Linked DNA regions of Mus musculus: regions 1, 2, 4, 5, 6 and 7 are each linked to region 3. A link is a loop called in an ENCODE intact Hi-C map of the cell type or tissue named here. Cell type or tissue: heart. All regions are shown on one strand. Region 1 has its middle 19 kb from the start of Gm40660. Region 2 has its middle 46 kb from the start of Gm40658. Region 3 has its middle 39 kb from the start of Gm40661. Region 4 holds the start of Gm35413 (a long non-coding RNA gene). Region 5 has its middle 59 kb from the start of Gm40659. Region 6 has its middle 43 kb from the start of Gm40659. Region 7 has its middle 77 kb from the start of Pitrm1.

Region 1 (4,000 bases), 160 kb after region 3:
CTATTTTAAAATACTATTGAATCTCATCTTTACATTTAATGGTATAAAATAGAATATTTTACATCAGAGAACCCCACAGGAGTTCTTACCATTCCTTTCCACTCACATAGCATACTAGGAATGGATCTGTGTGGAAATATCAATCCATTTAATGTTAACTGCTACACCACCTGCTACAAAATTCCTTAACTTTCATTTATTATTGATATAGTGAACATTTTCATACAGAGTATTAAAATCACTTTAAAACTCATAAATCCACTAAAGGTTATGAGTTATTTTAAAACCTATGACTTAATTTCTATTAAGTAAATAAAGATAAATGGATCATATTATGTTTTCTGAGTTTTGAAATCTAAATAAAATTTTTCTTAAGTTGGTATGCAACGTCTTGGCTTTTAGTTTTGCTTTTGTTTGGAGTTAACTAACGTTGGAGTTCCTAGGATGTGATTACAGCTTTCCTGATTAGAAAAAAACCATTTTTTGAAAAAGTATCCATGATAGTTAAGTCTGTGAAGAAAAGAAACAAACATTTAGAAGTTATATTTAGAAATACTTCATACAAATATAAAACAAATGCCATAAATCTTTAAAAATAGTGTCAGTTTTAGTAATCACAGGCTAAAAGCTGCTGTTCATGGTGGCAGTACTTATTTATAGAAAATAATTTGTACTAGAGTCAATCAAATTATATGTATAGCTCCCATTGTGTTCAACATACAGTGTATCCTACATTGTACAACTGAGGTAAAAGAGGCATCAGTATTGATTCAGAGGAACTCCATATGGTATGTGAATTTAAAAATAATTTAGAAGAGATGGCAAGGCATTTTATTTTTAAGTGGATTATAAACAGACAACACACATGAAACCTGATAGTGGTGTTGGGCTTTAGGAAGGCTTGGTGCTTTGTCCTTCATGGTTGTAGAGGGTGTCTCATAAATTCACAAGTTGCATTAATTTAATTTGAATATATGGAGTGTGGAAGGAAGGGCATCGCCCTGATGCTGTGCACGCTTCACACACACTTATGCTCCTCAGGGGTGTGGCTTACGTATTTAGTTTAATTAACTCTGCACTTAATTGCTGAATCTCAGACCTATCATATCATATACATCCTTTTATTTTGGCAACTTAGTGCCAGAACTTGAGGAAAATTAGTTCTATTGTGCCAGAGGTTGTTGGTTTTTGTTGATTTGTTTTATCTGATTTTGATTTTACATTCAGTCTAACTTGCCTTCTTAAGTCTTGAGTATTTCCTGTATTCTACAGATCAATTAGTATTTATGAGCAACTTTGTGCTGTATAAAACTATTGTGGGTGGATATAAATTCCACATTATGCTTAGAACCTCATCTTCATAGTATTTTACAGGTATTTTGAAATCATTTATATCTTTCAAAATAAAATATATCTGAACAGAAGGTTAGACTAGTCTGCAAAATTTATAAGCAGCAGTAAATAAAATACATTTTTCTTTACTCTTTGAACAAGAATTGCATAAGACCAGATGCCCAAGAGAATAAAAGTGGAGAACTAGCAACCAAGCTGACCTTAGTTTTATGCTAAGTATATGGGTAATCTTATCCCAAACTTACAGCAAAGTATGGGTCTGGTAGAAGGGAAGCCCAGAGTGGGTAGTCTGTGAGCCCACAAACCTGAAATAAAGTAGCAAAGCCAATGGAAGGGCAAATCCATACACACAATCCCATGAAATGTGAAGCCTAAGAAAAATACTTTATTCCTAGATTGGACAAAATTATCCAAGACATTCAGCAGGAGAGATTTCATGGACAACAAGAAATGATCAACTTAAAAGTCTTTATTTTTAGCTAACTCTTAGCAGGTACCATGGCTACAGGCTGTCAAGGAATCAGGGGAGAGTAGTGTTTTGAAAGAGAGGAAGCTCCACCTTTGGAGTTTCTACTCACTTATTGTCTAAAATTAGCAACAATTTAATGTAGCTTTCTGTTTTGGGAGTTATGCACAACGGTTTTTTTGGGAATGCTGAATTAAAAGCAGATGGGCTCCCTATTCAACTTTCTTCCCTTTCCTGTTATTCTGAAAACAATTCCAGATCATGGGAGTCCCTGAGAAGAGACAGTTTCACAGCTCTGCTGGGATTGCATCATCGGATTCTAATACTCTGAATATAGCCACTGTAAAAGACTGTTTTGTACTAAGTAACATCACTAATTTTATTTTCAAGTAACACTCTCTATTATTAAGTTTACTCAAGTTTGAGCCAAAAACTGGATGAGCAGCAAGTAGAGGGATGAGGAGTCTATTTACCTCATAGGTTATGGGGTACAATCCCTCATGGGGTAGGGTTGTGGGTAGATGCTTGCTCACGTTTAATACATAGGAAGCACAGGAATACACGAAGTGGAGCTGAGATATAAACCAAGGCCAAGCTCTCTAGAAATCTACGTCCTGTCACTAGGTACCACTCCCTAGAGAATCCACACCTCAAAAGTAGATCTACAACCTCAGGACCAAATACCAAACATAGAAGCCTGCGGGAGATGTTTTATTTCCAAATCACAAAACATCTAAGCAAACCATTGTACATCTGCTTTTCTCTTGAATTTTGTATATTCTGGATATAAGAATATATTAAAGCTGGACTTAAAATAATTTTAGTCAAAGATGAGTTTTAAGTAATAGTGGATAAAAGTATGCTTTTGATTCGCGACTAAAATTTCTACAATTTCACTTGAGATTTTTTTTTCCAATATGAGTCTTTTATAATTTGCCTCTGAGACTGGAATGGGCTGTTCTACCAATCCAACCTTCTTTTCTATCACAATTCAAAGCCAGCGTAATAATTCAGATATTTTATTATATAAATCGAATAGAAAAGAGACCAAGATAGGATCAAGCTTTCTATTGTAGTGCACTTACACACAGATAGTTAAGTATTAAGATGGATTTATTCATTATCCCTTTTAATAACTTTGTTCCTAAAGAAACAAATTAGTATATGTCATCTCCATATGCATGAATAGCAACTGCCATGTTGCAGACAAATGATTGACATTTAAGATGGCTGCCCTGGTTGTCACACTGATGACAATAGATTGTTACTGACATCATACAATTAGGGAGGAACAGAATGGTTATAAACTCATGATGATATTGTCACAGTTTTCATTCAAGGCTTGTTAAGTGGCCATAGATATAAAGCTGTATTAGAAACTAGGAGCTTTTCAAATAAAATCATTCCTTTTCTATGTTTTCTGAGTGGATCCTTTTATTGACTGAGTGAAGTTATAGACTCAATCCAGAAAAAAAATGTTGTTTTCAAAGAAATAGATAATCATTAGTAGATACCATTTCTCATAGGTGACAAAGGTACAATACCACTCCATGTGACTAAGAGCATCTCTTGGAGATGACAAATATGATTGCATTTATGGAGGTGAGATGTAATTAAATTGTCTCTAAATTCCGTGTGATTTCCACAGTGACCCCTTGCTTCCTCTTATGGAGAACAGTGATTCTCTTTGTATGCATCTATATTCCTACACCAAGGTAAACCTAGCTCATCTTTCGCTTGGCTTAGAGTGATCCTCTGAACAAACTAGGGACACACAGATTTCCCTTGCTTTGTTTTTCAGTGTATCTACTTCATGAGCAAGCTATTCCCATCATTGTTACACCTTATACCACAATTAATAGGTGAGACTAATATTGATCTCTTAAATAAGTCAAGTGAAACATTTGGCCCTAGCCTAAACAATGTGTTTTATTATACTTGAATGGTATCCTCTGGCAAAAAAAGCAACAGTACATTTACATTTTGTAAAGTGGCTAACATGTTGGTGAAGCCAATACCACAATGACTAAGTCCCATTAAGAGTTACTTATTTAGACTTTTCAATAGTTATTTATTTCTCTGTCCAACATTTCAGAAAAACAGGCATCATTTTACTACCCAAAGTCTCTGTTTAGCAAGCTCATTTTCTTCCTCATAGATAAAGAAATGCTCCATCTGTGG
Region 2 (4,000 bases), 820 kb after region 3:
AGGTCTGCCTGAACCTGTGTAGACTTTTGTATGACCGTGGTCCACCTTCTCCTTTCCCCTCTACTCTTTTAGTCCCATCTTCTGATTTCCTTGCCTGAATCTTCACTTCTTCTGTTCTCTCCCCTTTCTTCTCTCCTTCACTTTATCCATTCTGCTGTTGTTTTTTTTCTTATTGCTTGTCTCCCTCTTACTTTCTCTGGAATCCTAGTTGACCAATGGGAATCAGGGTCCCCTCCTCTGGTTAGGTCTGTCAGCAGATGAGAACATATGCACCATGGATCATGCATGGAACTTGCTGAACATAGTCTAAGAGCTGAATCTTACAAATTAATGACATAAGAAAATAAATGATTTAATAAGCAAAAGTCATATTAAAGCCACCAAGGTACGTTTTCTCATTCAAAACAAGAATTAGGCTATTTTATTCCTGATGAAATGATAGTATGTGACCAAAACAGTCAAAGACAAAGGAAGGGCAAAGTTCCTTTTAATTAACTGAAGTTGTCTTTCAGATATAAATGCATACAGAAAGCCACTCTATGATGTATGTATTAATGATGATACAAGTGGTTGCATTTAAAACCCATAATCTGAGGATTGCCCTCTCTGGCTCTGTGAATACTGAAATATTATTTCTACAATTGGGTTCAATGCCCAACATACGTTAAATGGTGCAAGGTGGTATCATGTCTCTAATCCTCACAAAAGAGAAATAGCACATAGAGGATTAAAAGGTGAAGACCAACCTCAATAGGCCAGCCTGGATGGCATGAGATCCTTTCTAGGCAAAGTAAACATACAGTACTAGTTACTGTAACACCTTCTTCCAATACTTGCTATTTTTTTTCCTTCAACTTTCTGAAAAGCTACTGTTCTTGAGAAGGAACAAGAAAGAGCTGTATATGCAGGTTCATAATGCTGGCTCCATTAACCACTCTACTCTATAAGCACAATGAAGTTAGACTTTCTCCAAAGCACCCCTTTGGCTTCTTGGGGTGTATATGGCCCCCGAGGGCTTTGTTTTAGTTCTGGTCTTGTGACTCACAGGTTCAACATGACATTCTCCTTATTCTGCTCCTGTCTTTGCTGTTTACAGAACAGCAATGAACACCTCTCCTGTTCCCAGCCTGAGTTAGCTCCAAGAATCTCATACTCTTCTTTATCTGTTCTTGGCTGACACATGGATTATCTCTTGTGTCAGCTGCAGTTGCCAGTGTGCCTTGGCAATGTGAACTAAGCTGAATTCATATGACTCTGAGAATAGAGTTGGCTTGAACTCCCTATTACCAAGGTTGCATCACAATCCAGTATATTCATACGCCTGAATGATCTGAGCACTGTTGAAGAATCAAATCCCATTTCCTTGTAATATACTGGCCTTCTATCCAGTCTCCACTTCTATCTATAAAACCACGTGTAGAAACACATGTTCACATAAACGTATATTGGTTTTGATTAAATGTTTATTCAACCGCCACCGTGTCTTATAGCTACCTATCATTCAGAAAAGAAAATGATTTCACAATTGTAAAGTGCTACCTGGTAGGTTGTCTCTATGCCTTTTCTTCAATGTTCCTTAATTTGTCACAGAAGAGTTTTGACTGAAAACTTTAAAATGTTTATTTAATTTTAAAAGCAGTCTAAATAAAACCATTTTGAATAATTTAAAGCATGTTTGGCATAAGAATGACACAAATAGGCATTAAAAAAAAATAACCCTCAGGCACCTGCATATGACCTCAACTATGCTATTTTTCCCTCCTTGCATTTATGACTTCTATCAGCATTTCCCAGATTTTCCTCTTCCTGTAAACATGAGCTGCCAGACCATTTAAGGAAGTTAACTCAGAGCTGACTCTCCCAGGATCCTTGTTTTCAGAAGAAAAAGGCAAATCCTTTGCCCTAGTTGCCCCTGCCCCCACTCCACTCCACCCCACTCCACCCCACCCCACCCCGCATACCAAATCCAAATAGCTCTTGGGACAGGACAAACCCACTGTAAGAAGTAAACACTTAACAGGAAGTCTCACATAGCAACAGTCTCCAGGCACTAGAGGCATGAGTCATGCTGAGCACGCGGACCACAGCGCCTCTCCAGGGTTTACCAAGCTCTGACTCAAGAGTGGAGTCCAATTACAGAGACATTTCACAGGGCTCAGCACACTGGTGATGTCAGCTGATCCAGTTACAGTTGGGGGATCAGCAGGATTCAAACAAGAGGAGTGTTCATTCAGAGTTCCAGTCAGAGATTCCAGAGGCCCTGCCAAGTAAATGGAGGTTGCAATGAAAAAGCCACCTATAATAGAAAGTACTGGAAGTCCCGCTTAGCTGTTGCCTCAGGAGCAAACGGATCCCTGTCATTATGCGATTTGTCACTTCAGGGTAGTGTAGGGAACACCAGACTAGGTTTCACTGACTTCTTGGCTTTCTTGACATCTATGTGTTAAAAGATCTGCTGGAGGAAAGGGTCTATTTTTACTCATCATTGCTTCTCCATCTGTTTGCTATTTTCTATAAACAGAGATTAGCGTCCTGCGCGTGAGCCTATTTTAATCAGCGAACTAGCAGAGCCAAAGAGTAACAGGACGATATGAACATTCTGTTTCACAACAGAGCTTGCAATTCCTGAAGGACCTTCAAGCTATTCAAAAGAGGACAGCTTTAAAAACAATAACCGTGAAGGAGCATTACATCAACTTTAATGAATACATTTAATGAGTAATACATATATATCAAGCACAAATATATATATATATATATATATATATATATATATATATATGTGTGTGTGTGTGTGTGTGTGTGTGTGTGTGTGTGTGTGTATGTGTATACACATGCACAGACACACACACATATACACACACACAATCTTAGGAAAAATATTCTCAAAAAATTCTTACCATACTTTTTTGTTCTGTTCTCTTTCTATATGCTTTAAGAGCAATTTATGAATAAAAGCCCACAATAATACTGTGCTGAACACAGACTGATCTCACATTCTTAAATAAAGATACTTGTGTTATGTGTTCTTAAGATGTCCATACAAAAACCCAGAAGAAAAGGTATCTCAAAGTAGAAGGATTGCTGAAAGGGAAATACAAAGTCTTGTGGAAAGTACATAAAAATTGCTGAAATGTAACAACTGGCACTGTGGGTAAAGTGAAGTGACTTTTGCAGAAACATCTTCACCACCACACACATGAGTGAGCATCTAGAACCCTGCTAAATCATCATCTTTCTAATGGATGAGTGTGTAATGTGTAACTGGTGGGTTTTGTTAAGAACATAAGAAACGAATGTTGTTCTCTCTTGCGTAAGTGATGTCCTGTGTCTAGAAATGTCAGTGTTTAGCCTTAAGTGCTAAAGCTCTGTTTCTTTTTTTTATAATTAGGTATTTTCCTCGTTTACATTTTCAATGCTATCCCAAAGGTCCCCCATACCCACCCCCCCAATCCCCTACCCACCCACTCCCCCTTTTTGGCCCTGGCGTTCCCCTGTACTGGGGCATATAAAGTTTGCAAGTCCAATGGGCCTCTATTTGCAGTGGTGGCCGACTAGGCCATCTTTTGATACATATGCAGCTAAAGACAAGAGCTCCCGGGTACTGGTTAGTTCATATTGTTGTTCCACCTATAGGGTTGCAGTTCCCTTTAGCTCCTTGGGTAATTTCTCTAGCTCCTCCATTGGGGGCCGTGGGACCCATCCAATAGCTGACTGTGATCATCCACTTCTGTGTTTGCTAGACCCCGGCATAGTCTCACAAGAGAGAGCTATATCTGGGTCCTTTCAGCAAAATCTTGCTAGTGTATGCAATGGTGTCAGCGTTTGGAAGCTGATTATGGGATGGATCCCTGCATATGGCAATCACTAGATGGTCCATCCTTTCGTCACAGCTCCAAATTTTGTCTCTGTAACTCCTTCCATGGGTGTTTTGTTCCCATTTCTAAGAAAGGGTAAAGTGTCCACACTTTGGTCTTCGTTCTTCTTGAATTTCATTTGT
Region 3 (4,000 bases):
GAAAAGATCTTTACCAATCCTAAATCTGATATCTAATATATACAAAGAACTCAAGAAGTTAAGACTTCAGAAAACCAAATAACCCTATTTTAAAAATGGGGTACAGAGTTAAACTAAGAATTTTCAACTGAGGATTACTGAATGGCCAAGAAGCACCTAAAAAAATGTTCAGCATCTTTAGTCATCAGGGAAATGCAAGTCAAAGCAACTCTGAGATTCCACCTAATACCCATCAGAATAGCTAAGTTCAAAAATTCAGGTGACAGAAGATGCTGGGGAGGATGTGGAGAAAGAGGGACACTCCTCCATTGCTGGTGGGATTGCAAGCCAATACAACTACTCTGGCAATCAATTTTGCAGTTCCTCAGAAAATCGGACATAGTACTACCAGAGGATCCAGCAATACCACTCCTGGACACAGAAGATGTTCCAACATGTCATAAGGACACATGCTCCACTATGTTCATAGCAGCCTTATTTATAATAGCCAGAAGCTGGAAAGAATCCAGATGTCCCTCAACAGAGGAATGGATACAGAAAATGTGGTATATTTACACAATGGATTACTACCCAGCAATTAAAAACAATGAATTTATGAAATTCTTAGACAAATGGATGTATCTGGAGGATATCATCCTGAGTGAGGTAACCCACACAAAAGAACACACATGGTATGCACTTACTGATAAGTGGATCATTAGCCCAGAAGCTCGGAAAACCCAAGATACAATTCTCAAAACACATGAAACTCAAGGAGAAGGAAGACCAAAGTCTGCATACTTCGGTCCTTCTTAGAAGGTGGAACAAACTACTCATGGAAGGAATTACAGAGACAAAGTGTGGAGCAGAGACTGAAGGAATGACCATCCAGAGACTGACCCACCTGGGGATCCATTCCATAGACAACCACAAAACCCAGACAGTATTGTGGATGCCAACAAGAGCTTGTTGACAGGAGTCTGATATAACTGTCTCCTGAGAGGCTATGTCAGTGCCTAATACAGAAGTGGATCCTCACAGCCATCCATTGGACAGAGCACAGGGAACCCAATGAAGGAGCTAGAGAAAGTATGCAAGGAGCTGAAGGGGTTTGAAGCCCCATAAAAGGAACAACAATATGAATTAACTAGTATCTCCAGAGCTCCCTGGGACTAAACTACCAATTAAAGAAAACACATGGTGGAACTCATGGCTCTAGCTACATATATAGCAGAGGATGGTCTAGTCTGTCATCAATGGGAAAAAAGGGCCTTGGTCTTGTGAAGGTTCTATGCCCAAGTATAGGGGAATGCCAGGGCCAGGAAGCAGGAGTTGGTGGGTTGGTGAGCAGGGGGAGGGGGATGAGGATAGGGGGCTTTTGGAGGGGAAACTAGGAAAGGGGATAACATTTGAAATGTAAATAAGGAAAATATCTAATAAAAAAATAGATTCACGTATAGCCCGAGCAAGAACTTAACTCCCAGTCTCAGTTTATCACAGGTTTACATAACTCCATGATCATCTTTGACTGCATATCAATAACAATGTGGCTCCAACATTTCCAGTAATTTCATTTGCTACATACACTGTGCAGAAAAAAAAATGCTCTCTACTTGGAGTTCTCAACAAGTCTGAGGAAATCAAGTTTGACCATAGAGTAGAATAATGTTCAATTGTCTCTTGTAAAGGTACCTATGCTACTACTTAAGTGCATATTCTCATATTGACCAGATTTATTATAAATTCAAACCACAGTTCAAATCGTAGTTTTTTAAACTGAGAGTTTAAACTCTCAAATTCAGAAACAAGGTATTATTTCCTAAAACTACACTAACTTAGCATGCTAATGGTAGAGATTTCTGTCTGTCTGCTGTGCTGTCACAGCTCTCTAAATGAAGGCCCACAGTAGTTTCTGAATAAAGAACTGGTGAATTACCAACAATGGAAAAGGCAATGATAGGACAGAAGATTATGTGCATGCAGAATCATGCCTTTGTACAACCCAGCTGTGGAATCTTGTTGTGTATTGCCCTGTGGAGAGCTATTTGTCAGGGCTCATTAGTCTTGGGTCATGTTGATTCTACTCATTATTTTTTTCATCCATTCAGATCCGTCTTCTTCTCCCACAAAGCCTCAGAACACCTTATCTCTCTGTAGCAACTCTTCTAGACATTTCCTTTTCTGCAGTGGAAGGAAGCGATTGCATGTGTTCAGACACATTGCCAGTTGCCAAGAAGGTCTATTTCTGGCTCTCTTCATTCATCAGCAGGAAGTACCCAAAGCAGTAGCAGCTAATCAGCATTTCGTGGACATCAACAAGTTTATATCTGCTGATGAGGTCACACTGTTTCACTAGTATTTCATGAACTCAAGGAAATCATGCAAAAATAATAAATACACTCGAAGGAAAGATGTAACATTATAGAATTCATCGGTCACTGGCCATAGGGGCACTCTTAATGGTGAGTAATTCAAATTGTTTCCTGGTTCAGTCTTATCACTCTGAGCCTCTGGTTTTCAAGGAAATAGGGAAACATGGAAAGTTCAGAAAACATTGAAAGAAAAACCAGCCTATTGTTTCAATTCCTTAGGAAAGGAGGCACAAATAAAAAATTTTATTCTTTGATTATCACTTTGGAGGGTTGATTATCAGCATTTTGAAAGTGAAAGCCATGCTCCATCAGAAGAGGATAGCTCATATTCCACTCAGAAAGATAAACCTGTCAGCATACACATCCCCAAGGTATTTGCTTCTTCCCATTCTTCGTGGGGAACTCTTGACAGTTAACAGTCATTGGAGGAAGGAGTATTATTTTCATGAGTGGCATAGCCGGTGACAAATCATTCTTATTGTAGTAAATAAGCTCCTCCCCTTACCCAGGCAGAAACACTCTCATTATTCAGAGTCCCTGAAGAAACTGACAAACAGTCAAAGGAGGCCCTTGTTCCCTCAAGCAGGAGAGGGAGGATGGAAGGAGGGTGCAATTGTGACTGAAAATCCAGGTCTGTGAATCAGTCTGGCAAACAATAAAATAACATAAAGAAGGAAAGGAAAGGTTTTTGTGTTGATATATAAATGGGTGTCAAGTTCTTCTTCTCTGTTTGAAAGAAGACTAGCTGATAAGTCCCTTGTTTTACCAGATTATAGTACTATAGGGAGACATCACTCTTTTCTTTTTCTTTTCTTTTCTTTTCTTTTCTTTTCTTTTCTTTTCTTTTCTTTTCTTTTCTTTCCTTTCCTTTCCTTTCCTTTCCTTTCCTTTTCTTTCTTTCTTTTTTTTTTTCCAAAAAACAAAACTGTGTTTCCTTTCCTTTTATGTGTTTGTGCCAGAAGCATCTGGCTGACTAACCCAGTCTCTGGCTCAGTTTCTTTTTGTTATTGCCCCTTCCTGAGCCTCTTGCTTTTCCAAATGCTGGAAGAAGAAATCCGACTTCCAACATCTGGGCGTATTCCCTCAGCTGTGCAAGGTTTGTGAAACTTATACTTTTTTAAAATCAGACCCAGAGTAATGAAAGCCTTCACATCAGCAGAGCAGAGAGGTCATGGTGGGGACCAGCTCACAACAGATTTTATAGCTGTTGATGCTGCCATGGCAAACACCACAGTCTGGGTAATTCACAAAAATGTCCACCACCTCACAGTTCAGGGTTTGGCAAGCCTACTATGAAGGAGTCACAAGGGATGATTTCTCTTGAGGCCCCCCATTTGGCCTAATAGTTGTCTATGCATTCTCTGGAACGTCTATCTTCTCTGGGGAAATGCTGCAGTTTTAGTCTATTTTTGTAGCAAACCCCTTAGATTGGAATACTTAGTTGACCTCATTTAATTAATTATCTCTGTAAAGGCCCTACCTCAAAATATAATCATATTTGGAAGTAGTAAGGACACAGATTTTAAGTAATATATATAGGGAAAAAACTCCATACAAGTAATCTCTTTAAAGTAGAGGTCTTTCAAACTAAAAGACAGCAAGGCATGGGGTTGAGTGCCTGTGCTTAGGGAACTGAGTCAGGCCAATCC
Region 4 (4,000 bases), 210 kb before region 3:
TTTGTTTAGTAACTAAAATAATAGCACACATGAAATACAAGACTTCTGTGAAGTGAGTGTGGAGGAGATGGCAGTTTCTTTGAAACATGGAAAATCCGTCAGTTGCAAGTTGTTTGTGGGATGGTTTTGCTGAAGGACAATAAAATCAGAAAAAGTCTGTTCTTCCTGGTAATTGTCACATCCCTTTTCTTGGCCACCCAGTTTGATTGGTGGACATCGCTACTGAGAGTTTTGTTTCATTGAGGTTGAAGTAAGCTATTAAATATATAGCATGTGTGAGCTAAGAGATATGCTTTCATAAGAAACCATAACCATATATATCTATGTGATATATATGTATATATATCCTAAAAATTACCTGTCCAATTTTTAATTACATTTTACTTATGAAAAATATTAATAACACTGTTTAAGCCACTTGGACTCTGGGAGGACACCTCTGCCTCCACATATGAGGCTACTTATTCTTTAATTGTTTAAAAAGCTGTTGCATCTCCTGTGTTGTTAATGTACTTGAGAGGATATAAGTCATGAGTACTTGTGTTAGAATTTTGACAAACAAGTCTTCATAGCAGGAGATATTTTGAGTGCACAGGGGAATATGGAAGAACAAGAACAGGATAGACCACCTACTTGATGGAGCAGGGCCAGCAGAAAAAGATGCTGGGTCCTAGGAGGTATCTCACTGTATACTTGCCCAACAAGCATGAGGACGTTTTGATTCCCAGAGACCATATAAAGAGGCAAGCATGGTGGTCCACTCCTGTCATTCCTATGCTAGGGAGATAGAGAAAGAATGGCCCCTCGGTCTTGCTGGCAGCCACCTTAGCCTAAATGAGTTCACGACCCACTGAGAAACTGTCTCAAAGGTTTCAAAGGTGTACAATACCTGAGAACCAAAACCTGAGGTTGTCCTCTGTCCTCTACATGTAAGTTCACATGTGTGTCTACACACAGCAAACACACACAAACACATACACACACACTGAGGAGACCAGAGTACTTAAGACTATTTGGGGTTACTGGAAAGGAAAGCACTGCAGTTTTATGGCAGCTTTAAGAAAGTCTGGAAAATAATCTTGGAAACATAATCTTGAATGGCAGACCAATTTTTAAAATAAGACTTAAGGAAACATGAAGTTACAATGAGTAAGGAAGAGGTTTCTTCAAATCCTGCTGCTTTTACTAGGGGGGTGGGTGGGTGGGGGGTGGGGGGGGGAGAGCAGGATGTACCATCACATTTCAAATCCTTGACTTCCGCTTTTGAGTTCGACAATGCTTCTGTGTTTTCTTAAGATTTCCCAGAACTGACCAAGCAGTACTGGAAAAAGGAAGTTAAACAATGATTTGCTCAATTTGAAAGCAACATCGCTTCATCACATGAGACTAAACTTTTCCCAAATGAAACACTCCTGCCTCGATCTCCTGTCATCCCCCAATAAATGCACCCAGAAGAACAGTAAGGTCAATATAATTAATTACCCGTTCTTTATCAATGGCTGGAATTTTGCTAAAAAGAATAAGTGAGTGCTCGGGTTTCTTAGGAGGTTTGGTACCTCTGCCACTGGCTCTGGAGGGCTCCTCGCCACTTATTCTTTCAGGACCAGTAGGGGTTAGGTAAACAATGACCTCACCCTTTTGTGCTGTCTTCCTGACATTACATCTCAACACAGAGGTAAAGTCAGGTGACTTGGTCTGTTTTGTTTTTTTTTTTTTCATTATTGCCCTTTATGGATCATTCTTAGAAAAACGGGATTATTGTTTGACACTTCCTCTTTGTCGTTTTTCACAGTAAACATAGTGCTTGTATCTTAAACAAATTAGAGAGGCCAGAAAGAAGGCAGGAAAGTATTGATGATCACATGACACCCCACCCCACCGCAAGAAACCTTAATTTTTTCTCTTGATTTTGAAACACTTCAAACATTCTTCTGCTCCTTCTTTTGGTGGAAACAGTTGTTGGGACTTGTTGACTTTTCAGGACTACCCAACTTGGCATTCCTCAGGAGTTACTTAAGGCCAAAATATTGCAGTTGGGTTAAACGTTAACCAGCCTTAGTGACTAGGTTATACATTGTAAAACTTTGTGGAGTACTTTGTATCAGCAAATACCACAAGCCAGGAATCCTGGTGCCTGCATTGCCTTTGTTATTCAGACACAACACTGCCTGCTTTCTTCCTCTAGCATTGCAGGCACGTTCTTTTGATTTGAAAGCTTTGCATATTACCCAAGGACTTCTGTATCTAAACTATGCTAAAGACACACAGAAGAGGAATGACCTCATGGGTTTTGTCAGTTGGGCTTTGTGTTTAGCTAACTCGGTGAGTCACAGTCTTGTGACTAGCCAGGCACCTTTCCAATCAGAGGCTGTTAAGATCTTGGACAATGAAACCTGTGGATATTTTGAAGAGGAGATTTCAACAAGTGACCTGCTTGCTTGGTTATACCAGGTTCCTTAGGGAAGTTAAAAAAAAAAAGTTCCTATTCCTGATGAATACCAAAACACCAGCCAGGAGATTGAAGTTAGTAAAGCTGACTCACTTCCTTGTTTCCAGATGAAAAGAGTTGTCCAAGAAATGACTCTCACAGGGAAATAATACTTCCTTCAGCTTACTACCTGTGTCTTTTTCAGGCAGGGTTAACTATCACACTGACCTGTCAGTGCTTTGGTATGTTGAAAAGTTAAATTTAATTATGAAATAATACTATGCATTAAGAAGCTGCTCCTTCAATCTGTAAGACTTGCTGACTTCAGATATACCTCAGAAAAAAATGGCAGTTTCATAAGCATGCGCCTTGGTGGCTGAAAATCTCCCCTTCCCTTGACGTATGACATTAACGTATGCTTCCCTTATTAACGTTTTTAAAAAGCAAGACTTAATTGGTAATAACATCATTGTTAATCTGCAGTGCGTTTATCTGAGAGTTTCAAGCAAGATTGTGTGTTTTCTAAACCCAGCTCACAGGGACGGTGAATGTAGACCAGAAAGACTGCGCTGGAGGTCACTCAGAAGGGTGCACTGGGGGAACACTCACCCAATGGTGAGTATCTGGAGAGCGTATAAGCGCATGCCGCTGTGGACTTTTCAGCGATGTCATGCTGACAAACTGACTCAGCAGGAGTTACCCACACAGGAAACGGACATCCATCTTCACTGCAGACCCAGAAGACGTGACGGGAGACCAGGAAACGTCTGCCTCGCTGACTTACTATATTCCCTTGGATGTACTGATCAGGCTACATTCCGCCAAGTCAAAAACGTTGAGAGAAAAAAATGTCTAATAATTTCCTCTGATAATCACCAAAAATCACAGCTTCTAAACGTAACGTTTGTTTTTGTTTGTTTTTTGTTCTTTTGAAACAGCGTCTTATTCAGGAGTTATGCCTAGCCTAGAACATTCTACGTTGACCAGCCCGAAATTCACAGAGATCTGTCTGCCTCTGCCCTCCTCCACACATATCCCAGTACTGGGATTGATGTCCCACCACTGTACTGAGCCTAAACTCTGTCTCAATAACGCCTTATAAAACTGGGACTAGAACCCTTTAAATAAGAACTCCCCATTTCCCTTCATCTTTAAAGCACTCCTTGCCCCTCCTGACTCTCCCCAGTTGGTGTGTCTGTTTCTGAATTCGCCTAGAATTCTAATAGTTGTACAATTCTTGTTATTGAGAAATCACAAATTGTGAAACATGTCAAACAGGGCACACATTTAAAAATAACCGTCCTTCCTGTTGTTTAGGTAAAGCCACTTGCTTGTTTGGGGTTGCTAATGGGAATAAGCGAGTGTGTGTGATTCCCTCTCGAGCCAGCTTGTTTGCTCTGAGGGAAAATTCATGGAACAGCCACAGGCTGCATTCCAGAACGTTAGCCAACCACTCTGCAAAACGCCTGCTATAAAGGCCTGAGAGGCAACACTCCTGTGAGGGAGAGATCCTTTTACGAGATGTCAACTCAAGCTCCAATTAACTGGACTGGTTTTCTTTATTGTTGTTGC
Region 5 (4,000 bases), 270 kb after region 3:
TCTCCATGCTTGTTCAGCAATCACTTTTGTGACTGAGTCAGGAATCTAACAATAAAGTTCTTAGAGAAGAGATTGGTCTATAGGACCATACCTGACAGTGTTTTCCAGAATCTTTGAAGGCAGATCAAACAGTAATTGTGAAAATCCCTGAGTACTTAGTGACAGTTAAGAACAAGCAGGAAGTTTTAAATCCTGATCATGACAATGGCATTAGTTAAAACTCTATGGTCATAACCCAAGTACTTTCTCTTGTAACCTACTGGAAAAGGGTAGCAATCTACATGTTCCCATGACTCTTTTATAGTGGAATTCTAAGGGCCTTGTTTCTGTCATACTACATTAGCAGCATGGTCAATGGCAAGGGGATTATAGAATTCATTGTCCTTTCAGATCATCAGTATGTTACAGTTTTGCCTAGGGAGCAGCAGGGTGTTGTGCATGAGAGATTGCCAGTAATTTAAAATTTGGGCATGATCTTTTTGTATAGAAAGTAATAGACAAGTAAAGAAAAATTAATTTCAATGGACAGGTAAATGCAAGTCATTATTTATATGTAACATGTATTCTTTGAATGGCTACAAGATTCTATGGAAGAGTGCTAAATGCACAAATTTACTCTGGGTAGTTAAAATTGGGCTTGTCACACACATATATGCACATGCATGAGTGCACACACACACACACACACACACATACACACACACACACACACACACACACACACACACACACACTCACAAACATACACACCCTAACCATTCATTCTGACGCCTATGGGTTTTATCTGATGAGCACTATTGAGTAAGTGCTACCAATGTGAACTATAATGTACACAAAGAAATTCCTTAAAACTGAGCATACCACAGTTAGCTGCAAAAGTGTATTTAGTAATTAGATTAGGTGTGTGTTTTAACTAGCTTCCTGTTACTATAACAAATAACTACAATGATCAACTGTTTGGATCCCAGGTAGGGAGTTTCCAATGAATGTTTCATTTACCCATTGTGTTGGATATGTGGTCAGGTAACACACCCTAGACAGAAATGGGCAGTGGAACAAAGCCAAACACCTCAAAGCCTGAAGAAAAAGAAGTAATGAAAAGAAGTGAAGAACCCACTGTCTCTCCAAGGGAACAATTGCATGAAGAAAAATACAGTTCTCTAAGTGTCATAAATGTCAGCATTTTAAGGCATGATAGATAATGCTTGGGATCAAGCCTTTAACATATGGGTCTTTTAAGATGTTCTACATTGAAGATGTAGCAATATATGTATATGCAAACACATCTTTCTGTAGGTATATGATTTGTCTTGTACACTCTTATGAATGTGTCTGTGTGTGCATGGGAACTCACACAACGTCAAACCCAAACTTTCTTTTTGAGTATCTTAAAGGGAAAGTCATATACTGTAGTGACAAAGTAACTTGTTTCTCAGTACCACTTTTGTAACATCCTGCAGATGTGCCTACTTACATATTATGAGCTGAAGAGGACCATGTGGTCGATGACACATTTGAGAGCTCAGTACAGACAGCTTCCTGATTAGAATCATTGCCAAGTTTTTAACAACAAGAACTCCTTTTGTGGGTAGTGGGTCTGGTAATGCCTTTGTGGAATTCCTTCTAGGCTTTTCCTCTGTTTCTTCATGGAACTTCTGTTGTGGGCTGGGTGAAGCTCGCATGCACTGAACCTAGGAGAAGCTTTCAGGGGTTTCCTGTGAGGGAAGACTTTTATTTCTTGGTATATGTAGTCATATACACTGGGGCTACAGCAGCTCTGGGCAAAATCCCTCTACTGCTATACTCATAGACCAGAGAAACTTCCAAAAGACATTGTATTGAATTATCAAAGAAGAAAAATAAGCAGGTCTTCCCTTGACATAACTGTTGCTTGGTCTTTCTGTTACATTTTATGAGATTTGGTGTTTTTAAGAAAATGGAGAAATCTTTTGTAAGCAAGAGAGGGGTGTGTGAGTTGGAGTGCTTGCCAACATCACCTCCTAGTCTCCATTAAGTACTCCGAATGTTGGGGGCATTCCAAGGGGCCCATCTCCTTTATACAAACTTTGTTTATCATAGGGCTTCCTCTGTGAAAGAATTATGTTTTGTTCTCTGTGCTATTCGAATAAAAAGTGCTGGCTTCACCATTCAGCTGTTTCACACAATTTAATAAAAACAACATCAACAATTCAAACAAACAATAAAATGAAATGGGAAAATCTTTGAAGATCTGAGAATAAGAGTTTAACAAAAGTGTTAGGTCCTTTGAAAATTAGATTATTAGCCTTCAATAAAGTGTTATCATCTATGCAGAAAATAAATATGGCCACCCTAGTAAAATATAGTTTGGAGAGATGTTGTTACAGCAACCAGCACACAGTTTGTATTTCAGATTATTATATGTACAGTTGGAATTATTTTTGTTGGTTGTTATTAAAAACAAAAAGGAAAAGGCCTGGAGATTCTAGCTTAGTTCAGTCAGTAAGATGGTTTTGTAGCATGCATGAAGCCCTGGGTTCAGTTCCCAGGTTTTCAAACACCAGGCATGGTGACTGAAGCCTGTCATCTCCAAACTCAGAAAGTGGGGGCAGGAGGATTAGGGACACACTAGGAGTTTGAGAACATCATGGATACAACAAAGACTTTTCCAGAAAAGGTGGTAGGTTGGCAGAGAATGACAAGGCATGACAAGACATGAAAAGTTTAACTAAACCAAAATACATTATCAAAGTGATATTTTGAGAATATAATAATTACTAATCATTTGAGCTTCAAAGAACCAAGGCTTGATTGGTCAGGACTCCCTGTTTAGAAGTTTTTATTTGAGTAGACAAGGAAATCTTTTCTTTATTTTATTGAAAATGATCAATCACAAAATTCAAAACTTAAAAAATTGTAAGTTAAGTTTAAGGGCTTATTACGTATTACCATCCTTTATTCCTTCATTTTCTTGGTCAGGGCTCGGGGACAGAGAGCTGGGACTTCATGTGTGCTAAGCAAGGGTTGCAGCATTGGACCTTGTCTTTAGTGCAATTTACAGATATTGTCTAGTAATTAAACTGTGGAAAACCTAGCATTACTTATTAGAGTGAGAATTCTTTGTATTTTTGAAGGATTTAATTTTTTTGTATATTAATGTGCATAAGTATGAACTTATGTTTGCATAACTTATGTTTGTGTGTGTGTGTGTGTGTGTGTGTGTGTGTGTGTGTGTTTGAGAAATTCAGAAAAAGGGTGCCAGACTCCTCCGAAATAGAACTGCAAGTGTTTGTGGAATACCCAGCTATTATGTCTTTGTAGTACTAGGAGCTACATGCTAGTCATCACGACTGTATAGTAACAACTGAGCCATTTCTCCATCCCTGGTTTTTAATTTTTTTGGGCCAAGGTGTTGTTGCTATGTCATTTTGGCTGGCCTTGGAATTGTATGTCTTATTCCTAATATTTCTGATTGCAAAGATTACAGAAAATACCAACATTCATACCTTAGTAGAAATTTTAAATTTGAGGAAACTTGCTTGAAGTAGGCAGGTTGTTACATGCATTTAAATAGGGGTGAAAGAAAGGATAACAATAGGCTCTCATCCTAAGGATTCCTCTTACATAGAGAAACTCAGGTTGCCACCTGATGATAATACTGCAATTTAACCAGCTAACACTAGGCACCATAAAATGACAGACTCTGCAATTCTATTCCCAACCTCACCAGAGGTCTCAAAATTAATTATTTTTTCTTGCCTGTGTTTGCTACAAGCTTTGGAAGCAACACAGACATTGAGAAATTTTGCAAACTAGCAAAAAGATAGTAAATTAGTGTAGTTCAGCACCAGCCATGCACTTGAGGAGAGTAAAATGTGGTGATTTTGAGGCCACAGTCGCTTAAGCTTGGTGCTCAGGGGCGTTGGTTAAAAGAGCTTATTAAGAAATTGTATGATGATGACTGCCGTGTCCATGCAGAGAAGAATAAGAACACTCTACTTGCTCGGTTGAATATGAGTCA
Region 6 (4,000 bases), 290 kb after region 3:
CAGGAGACAGTCTTCCCCCAGGAAGAACACACCAACTGATTATTCAATACCAAATGATCAAGCTGAGAACACACATACAAGTAACATTATGCACACTGAGAAGGCTGTAAGTGTGTATTTAGAGATACACACAGAGAGACAGAAACACACATATATGTAGCAATAAGTAAATAAAAGTAGCTATGACTTTGAAAGAGAGCAAATTGGGGGGACATGTTATATTGGAGGGTTAGAGAGAGGAAAGGGAAGAGGGAAATGATATAATTAAAATACTAAAAGATATTCAAAACAAACAAACATCCTGGTCATTTTTTTCTCCTAGTCCTTCAAGTTAGTGCTGGGTATCAACTTCATAGAAAATATTTGACATCTAATCAGTTGGTATTTCTTTTATGTTTGAAGCCAAATGTCCAACAGTTCCTTGGGGGCCCTTTAATAATTTTGTAGGATGATTTAGCCACTCTCTTTATAGGTGGTCAGCTATATTCAAATATTTCTTAATTTAAAAAATATGCTAATATAAACTTATTTCTATATTATGTCATTACCTCTAATTTATTGTGACAAGTCTACTTTGAGTAACAGCTAATAAACATGATTTCCTTGTCTAAACTTTGTGACTCCAAAAGGAAAACGGGCTTTGAGATGTTAATGATGTACATTAATTATGTGTTTTCACACAGTGAGGTATTAGAGAAATTGCTATATATGTACAGTAGGTGTTCTATGTTAAGTACAAAATTCCCTGAGCTAGCTGTCTCAACTAAGCCCAACATAGAACTATGTTCCATGCATTCATGGTTCAATGTAAATCTGTTCTCTGCCTCAGGCAGAGACAGGGAGAAGATAGACCCTGCCTTGTAGCCACTTCAGGTCTTCAGCTCAAAGTCACGGATGCTTTGGGATGCCATACTCTGGACTCTTACCCTCCACACAGATAGAAATCTTATTCTTCAGCTAGTTTCAGAGGATCTTTCAGTTCTTTACAAAAATCTTCAAATTTTTATTAAGATATCTATCTTGTAAACTAAGCCCCTTCTAAAATTGGATAGGGTTGAAAGTTAAAACCCATCAAGACTTCAGTTAAGTTTTGTTGTGTTTTTTTTTTTCTTCGTCATTCTGTTGAATCCATTCATCTCAATCAGAGGGTGGAATGTCCTGCTCACCCTAGTCTTCAATGGCACTCAGATAGATTCTTATTAAATGACTGCTAAGGGTCACAAAGAGAAAGTCTGTATGGCACACAGATATCTGAGCTGAAAAAGAGAAGAAATGGGAAGGAACCTGGCACTCACTCGAGGAATTCCCAGTCTTACACACACCCTAGACAGATTTCTGTCTCTGCCAATCACTTTGGAAAAGCCTGGGTGGCAAGCCTGCTCATGTTTAACTTGTTGTCACTGAGACTTGGCCTCCAAGACATTGTGGGATTCACCAACACTAGAGAATGCTTGGGATCCCAGGCTTGCTCCCTTTGGGATCACTCTCTCTAAGTTGAGTTCCTTTCATATCTATATTTTTTAAATCTCTCAAGGAAATGACTGTCCAGGGTTCTCACTCATTGTTCATTTGCATAGTCTCCCTGGGAGGTCTGAGTCACGATTTTCCCACTATACACTGCCAGCCTTTGTTCCTTCCTTAGCCCCTGGTGCAATAGCTTTTCTATTCTTGGTCTTCCTGTTCCAAATGTCCTGCTGTGCCTGTATGGGGGAAGCCTCTCTCCACTTCAGATTCCCTCCCTTCCTCCCTTCTTCCCCCCCCCCTCTCCCTCCTTCCCTCTCCCCCTCAGCTGCTCTCTTTCTACTTTCTTTTATTTCCCTCCTTCAGGAGAGGCTGTGAAGGAAATGAATGACAATGGCCTTTTTTTCAGCCAAGGCAAAGAAGATAAAAATGATCACTTTGGTTTTTCTGCATGTACATCTCCTTATATAGTATTCCATCTTTATACAAAATGTACTTCTGATTTAGCTACTGTGTTATAATCAGAACATATCTATTAATAAAATGCAACTACAGCCTTTTCATATATGTATATACAAATGTCTTCTGCCCCTTGTGTTACTTTCTTCTCCCATAATTGAGAAAACTTGACTTATTTTTTTATTACAGCATTCCAAACATAAATGGCATTCTAGGATGCCCCTATTAAAGAGGTTTATTATGTGTCCTGTGAGAGGTATAACTTTAAAGCCATACTTTGAATAGACCCAATGCCTTCACTTCATACATGAAGAGACCAGTCAAGGGCATTTAGCATGTGCTCTTTGAATGACCATAGTAAGCAACAATTAAGTTGAGTAGAATCTTAACAATATTGAGTAGAATCTTAACAATATTTCTGACACACACAGGAATGCTGGTTCTTCCTGTCCTGGATATGTCAGTCAAGATGCCTGCACATTTCTGCTGAGAGTTTATATTTGCTTTCTCTGACAACAGTAGGAGATTGACCTGGGCACCTGACCAGAGGTCAGCAGCCTCGGGGCTAGCTTACCACCTATTTTTGCTATGCTATAGTATTCACAGATATCCTGGCACACCGATTCCCTTTTACTTTGTGTCTGTTCTGTCTCAGGAATTTGATCTCAGACTACAGCAAAATTAGGTGATAGCAATGGAAATTGCAGAACTAATGACACAATACAATGACTTTTGGAGTGTGCTCCATGTCTTCTTATTTGAAGAGACATTAATTTCTTGGATGATCTTTTATTTCTGAAAGGAAATCCCTAAACTAAACTATCAGCCTTAATGTTAAATTATGAGTTTGTTTTGCAATGTTTGTAACAGGGATCTTTGTTAAATTTGATTAACATGGAAAAAAAATAAATGAATGCTTTCCCATAGGTGAGTCGAGAACAACGAGCTAACTAAAACAATTTTCTTCTGACATTTAACATCTACCTTAGACAAATGTTTTGCAAGTTGCTCTAGAGTGGGTTCTGAAAGCAATGAATGATGGCTTTGACTGATGAATGGTAATATCAACTTTACTACAACTATCTAATATCCTAACAAAGAGAAATGGATTTTTCAATACTATTGTTTTCAACTTTTAAGGAGCAACACACATGATTCATTCATAATTCCTTGTGCATAAAATACTTGATTATGGCAAGTTATTGAAATACTTCAGGCAATTTATCATGTTCTTATCAGCAATTCCCCCAAAGCTCATCTTTTAACCTCTGAAATAGAAATACAGTTAAATATAAAACAAGGTGACTTTGTATGTCTACATGTTCAATAAAGTCTGGCTTTGTCTTGAATGGGAATCTACTTATGTCTGGGCTGGGGAGTCTGCATGAATATCTATTGTGTCCAGCTTCATGGCTGAGCATTAATAATGTTGATACGGGGACTGGTGAGATGGCTCAGCAGGTAAGAGCACCCAACTGCTCTTCCGAAGGTCCTGGGTTCAAATCCCAGCAACCACATGGTGGCTCACAACCATCCCTAACGAGATCTGACTCCCTCTTCTGGTGTGTCTGAAGACAGCTACAGTGTACTTACATATAATAAATAAATAAATCTTAAAAAAAATAGTGTTCATACCTACTGTGTTCCTGTCTTTGTTTATTTTCAGATGTAACATATTTTACAAGAGATAATATATATTTTAAAGTATTGGATAATGCCATTGCATTGTAGTAATGGAGTAAACTGAATCGGTGAACAGATATGTTGAATTTCTATTCCTGGTATCCTAGAGATGAATTGCATTTGGAAGTGCAGTATTGAAAGTGTAACACATAAAGATGAATCAATTTTATATAGCTTTTGGATACCTTATCCAATATGACTGATTGCTTAAAATAATAGTGGTATAGAGAAGAGCATGACATACAGAGGTGCACACAGAAGTTGGATTTATGCATCTTCAAAAAGAATCTAAAAATCATCAGAGAGACCAACCGAGGCTAGGAGAGGTTCAGAGAGTTAGATGTAAGACTTAATGATACATTTCTTTCTGAGTCTGGCCTTTAGAACTGTGAGACAA
Region 7 (4,000 bases), 880 kb before region 3:
CGGGTCAGGTCTTTTTCTATGACACATAGCCTCCAGGTTTCCACGTACATCCACATTTCATGCAGATGCAAGGGCTTATCTCTGGTGAATAATGAAGAGATAAATGTAAGAACAGTATTGGCAAGGGGCTCTACAAAGGGCAGGGGACATTCCTAGGCGAAGGGTAAACAGTGAGATCCAATGAGGACACTCTCACCTCAGAAAGAATCACTGGAGGCAGTGAGTTCTTGGGCTTAGGAAATGGAGATTAATTGGTAGAACATGCCTAGCTAGCATGCATCCCACTTGACGATATACGTCCACAATGCCAACATGTGCAATATGTAGACAGGAGGATCAGAAGTCCACTGTTATTCTTAGCTACATATCGAGGTCAATGCACACCTATGCTACACAAGACCTAGTATTAAAAAATGGATACAGACCATACTGTGCTCTCCTGTTCTAGCATTAAAAAAGAATTCCTCTGCTCCAAAGACAGTCTCTCATCAGGCAAGATGGTGATATCTTAGTTCCACAATGCAAAATCACCCACTGCACTATCATCATCTTGCATTTTTGAAAGATTTATTTGTTTTTACCCTATGTGTGCTGGTGTTTTGCCTTCACGTGTGTCTGTGCACCTTGTGCATGCAGCACCCAAAGTTGCCAGAACTAAAGTTGTGAGTCACCGTGTGGGTGCTCAGAATTGAACCCAGGTCCTCAGAAGGAGTAAGTAGCCAGCGCTCTCAACCACTGAGCCATTCCTCCAACCTCATAACTGTGATTTTAGTGAGAGATTAAGGAGAAAGGGATCAATCCAACCAACAGAAGAGTATGCACACATGTTTATTAATGATTCACTTATAATCCACATCTTTGCGGTCTGTGTTTGTGCGGGGAACATGCACATGACTCTTCCCACTGAGAATTCCTTATCACAAAGTCCTGCTTTCAGAATATGAAGAGCTATTAGGCCTCTTCTGTGTCTCGTGTTAGCTTTTTTTTTTCAGGATGCAGAGAAATGATGGCAGTACCCACTAGTTAGTTCATCATGCAAGGGTGTAGGCAGAAAGTCCCTGTGAAATGAAGGATGTTCAATTAATAATTCCCACGTTATAGTTGGCTTCATTAGGAAGTTATTACATAAAGAATGGAAGTTCATTTAAAGTTAAATACACACACACACACACACACATAATTTTATGCATAGGGCTCTGGGCTCCTTCCCTAGCACCGTGTGAACAAGGTTGTAATCCAAAGTTGCAAGGGAGTACGGAAGGAGCAGAAGTTAAAAGGCCTCCATGCTATATAATGAGTTTGAGGCTAGCCTGGGATATATGAGACACCACCTCAAAACAAAAGAAAGAACTTCTTGGTTGCCGTGACAACTCATAAACTCCTGGGGATAGGAAATCCATTTTGTCTGATGACCCAGGGAGCTTATCGCAGAGAGGATTTTGGATCAGGTTCATTGAGGTCAAGTGTTCTCAAGAACTTCAGATGCTCAAGGATTTATTTTATTTTACTATCTGCATATATTCGGGAAGACTCTAACACAAGGCAACGAAGTATTTACTAATGTTTTGAGTTCCTAGGAGCCAACCCTCATACTGGCATCCAACCAGGTAGAAGTGAAAGGATTGCATCTCGAGTAAGACACCACTAGGTGTCGCTACCTTCCTCTGAATGGGAGTCACCGAGGCCTCCTGCCATGCGGCTAAAATGAACTAGAGCAAAAATTGTGTTGATTTCAAGGAAAGCGTTCTTCTAATAATAATGAGATGGTAATTAGTAGGGGAAATGGCATAAAATTATTTCAGCATTTAGGAAAACTATGATTCTAAGCTACAGAATTTTTTATTTTTTGTTTGGAAGTTCATTCAGCGAATGTGCAAGAACTTCCGAGTTAATAGCATAGCCTTAATGAGGGAGGATCTCGTTTTTACCCCCTGTGGACAGAACCCTCGGATACTCTCCAGGGCAGTGTAAGGGTGATTTCTAATGGGTCTATAAGATTTCTAAAGGCTCCCACTTGGTCTAGCATAAGGACCCCATTCAATCCTCAGGTAGGCTGCAGGGCATATGGAGACTGACAAGCACTTAGCGGGCATGGACAGGACACCGGACACACCCCAGTCACCTCTCATGTAGCTGACCTCGATTTTACTGATCAGGTTGAAAACAAATTGTAACTTTTCCAAAGCCAAGTTCAAAGTCAAAGTAGATTTCGGAATGCAGGCTGTGTGTCTCTGGGATCCCCGCTGTTCGCATTATGCTTCATGTCTTCTGTGTTTGACCTTCAGTGGGCAACTATTAAGGGAGACAAAAAGGAACCAGAGGGCAGAAATAGAAGGGAACATTTCTTAGAAAACCCCTGAAAGAAAAGTAAACCAGACTAATGCTCTTCTTTTAATTTAGCCCTGTCGTTGCAGAGGTGAGAATTAGGATTTGCAAGGAGCCTCTTCTTTGAACCAATCCAAATAAAATGAAAAAGAGCTTGAGGCACGAGGCTGATGCTGTGTGACCTGAGAAAGTTGAGGCTGCTTCTTTGCATATGCAATGAGCAGCCAGGGTGTGAAAATAGACAGGATCGGGCCTCTCTTGGCTGCGGATTCCTAGCTGTGCCTCTAACACGTTCCTTTCATGCCTGCACCTCTTATACCATTATGCGGTTTGAGCCACATGCAGGAATAATGATTCAGCTTAGACTAGACACAAGGGCCAACCAGATTTGAGCTGATTTCTAAACCAAATCCCAGGTTTGGAAAATTACTAGTGTATGTCGCAGTTGCAATATATTAAGAACTTCTCTAAATGAACCACCATGAGTGGATGTGGTCTGACTCCCACCCTTGGGGTATCCACAGTAACCCTGCACAGTATGCGGAGAATTTCCCCTGTACTTTTCTTCTGCAGTGTGGCATTTGCTACAGGACCCTGCATTACCAGGAACCACAGCTCAGCATTCTTAAGAGAAATATTATTTGGTGTTTAGTGGAGCCCTAAATTAGTGATGCACCGTAGTGATTTTCATTTGGAATACCCTCGTTACCATGGCAATCATATCATGCCATGTTTCGTTGTCTTGGGTGTTTCTAGAAGCAATCCAGTCTCCGTAAACTCCTCATCATGTCGGAGACCCTGAATACTCCACGTTTATGCATGCTGACTGAAATCAGGCATATTAGAACCCCAGGGCCGAGAACACATCCAACTCTGTCATTATGTCAATTTCCTGCATATTGAGTAAGCATTAGCAGTCACATAAAGTAGACAATTAGTGAACTACAAATAGGAAATGCACAGGTCTTGGACAAATCTGTCTTTTGATATTCTAGGTATTTATGAGAGCTTAACAGCCTGCATAGTAAGCTGCCGACCTCAAGACTCTCTCTGCCTATGAGGCGCGTTGGCACACCTGTGAACACACGTGTCTGTATGGTGTGTCCATGCGTGTGGTGATAATGCTGTGTGTATGTGTGGGCAGGTATGTATCTGGGTGTATGTGTGAACCTGCATAGTGTGTGTGTATTAGACATTGTGGTGACATAAAGAGAGATGAAGATAAATAACATGGAGAGAGGAGGGAGGGAGAAAGGTTCAGGAGATGGAGGAGGAGAGAGAGTGCATGGTGGGAGTGTACCACAGAGCCTCTGAGAGGAACAACCCAGGCATAGGCATGTGTGAGCATGAGCGATGTCCTTCACTTCCCTTGTCACAGTCCAACACATGCTCTGAATCTCATTTTTGAACCAAAGCTTCAGGCACTTCCTGGCTGACTGCCCATCAGTTTCAGCCTCCACTGAGCAGAAAGAACTCCTGGGAGGGGCTCTGCATTCTGAATGGACTGGACGAGGCTGGTTTTGAAAATAAGTCTCAAGTTATAGTCTTGCTGGGGAAACTCATCGCAGGTGACCTTTGTCTCTTGGGCTCTCTCCCCAGGGGTTTTTCCAAGAAGGGAAGGAAGCTTTCTTCTGAGTCTTCCAGCAGGTGGCAGTGCGGCCGATAATTATCTCCT

The links. Peaks named below come from ENCODE experiments on the same cell type or tissue, not always from the same donor. Only the 100,000 strongest peaks of a DNase experiment are listed, where the experiment ranks them.
Region 1: it touches region 3 in a loop (8-fold over the local background); 4 of 42 quality-filtered maps call a loop at or near these places.
Region 2: it touches region 3 in a loop (5-fold over the local background); 4 of 42 quality-filtered maps call a loop at or near these places.
Region 4: a loop joins it to region 3, with 5 times the contacts of the local background. A loop is called at or near these places in 2 of 42 quality-filtered maps.
Region 5: it touches region 3 in a loop (2.7-fold over the local background); 3 of 42 quality-filtered maps call a loop at or near these places.
Region 6: it touches region 3 in a loop (2.1-fold over the local background); 3 of 42 quality-filtered maps call a loop at or near these places.
Region 7: it touches region 3 in a loop (2.3-fold over the local background); 2 of 42 quality-filtered maps call a loop at or near these places.

The regions. Positions count from the first base shown.
Region 1 is chr13:5,434,401-5,438,400 of GRCm38, reverse strand. No RefSeq gene overlaps it. Among named protein-coding and RNA genes, the nearest start is that of Gm40660, 19 kb to the left of the region's middle. In heart, no CTCF peak of the experiment used is centred here; no DNase peak of the experiment used is centred here.
Region 2 is chr13:4,769,727-4,773,726 of GRCm38, reverse strand. No RefSeq gene overlaps it. Among named protein-coding and RNA genes, the nearest start is that of Gm40658, 46 kb to the right of the region's middle. In heart, a CTCF peak has its summit at 2,093; DNase peaks (open chromatin) are centred at 1,156 and 2,076; H3K4me3 peaks cover 853 bases; H3K27ac peaks cover 1,580 bases.
Region 3 is chr13:5,590,863-5,594,862 of GRCm38, reverse strand. No RefSeq gene overlaps it. Among named protein-coding and RNA genes, the nearest start is that of Gm40661, 39 kb to the right of the region's middle. In heart, no CTCF peak of the experiment used is centred here; a DNase peak (open chromatin) is centred at 2,202.
Region 4 is chr13:5,802,111-5,806,110 of GRCm38, reverse strand. It overlaps Gm35413 (a long non-coding RNA gene), which reads left to right and starts at 2,956. Exons shown (of 2, transcript XR_382025.4): 1 at 2,956-3,043; 2 at 3,137-3,329. In heart, no CTCF peak of the experiment used is centred here; DNase peaks (open chromatin) are centred at 2,340, 3,090 and 3,830; H3K27ac peaks cover 2,615 bases.
Region 5 is chr13:5,316,163-5,320,162 of GRCm38, reverse strand. No RefSeq gene overlaps it. Among named protein-coding and RNA genes, the nearest start is that of Gm40659, 59 kb to the right of the region's middle. In heart, a CTCF peak has its summit at 2,002; no DNase peak of the experiment used is centred here.
Region 6 is chr13:5,299,962-5,303,961 of GRCm38, reverse strand. No RefSeq gene overlaps it. Among named protein-coding and RNA genes, the nearest start is that of Gm40659, 43 kb to the right of the region's middle. In heart, no CTCF peak of the experiment used is centred here; a DNase peak (open chromatin) is centred at 1,601.
Region 7 is chr13:6,469,489-6,473,488 of GRCm38, reverse strand. No RefSeq gene overlaps it. Among named protein-coding and RNA genes, the nearest start is that of Pitrm1, 77 kb to the left of the region's middle. In heart, CTCF peaks have their summits at 1,642 (motif pointing right) and 3,969 (motif pointing right); DNase peaks (open chromatin) are centred at 1,648 and 3,808.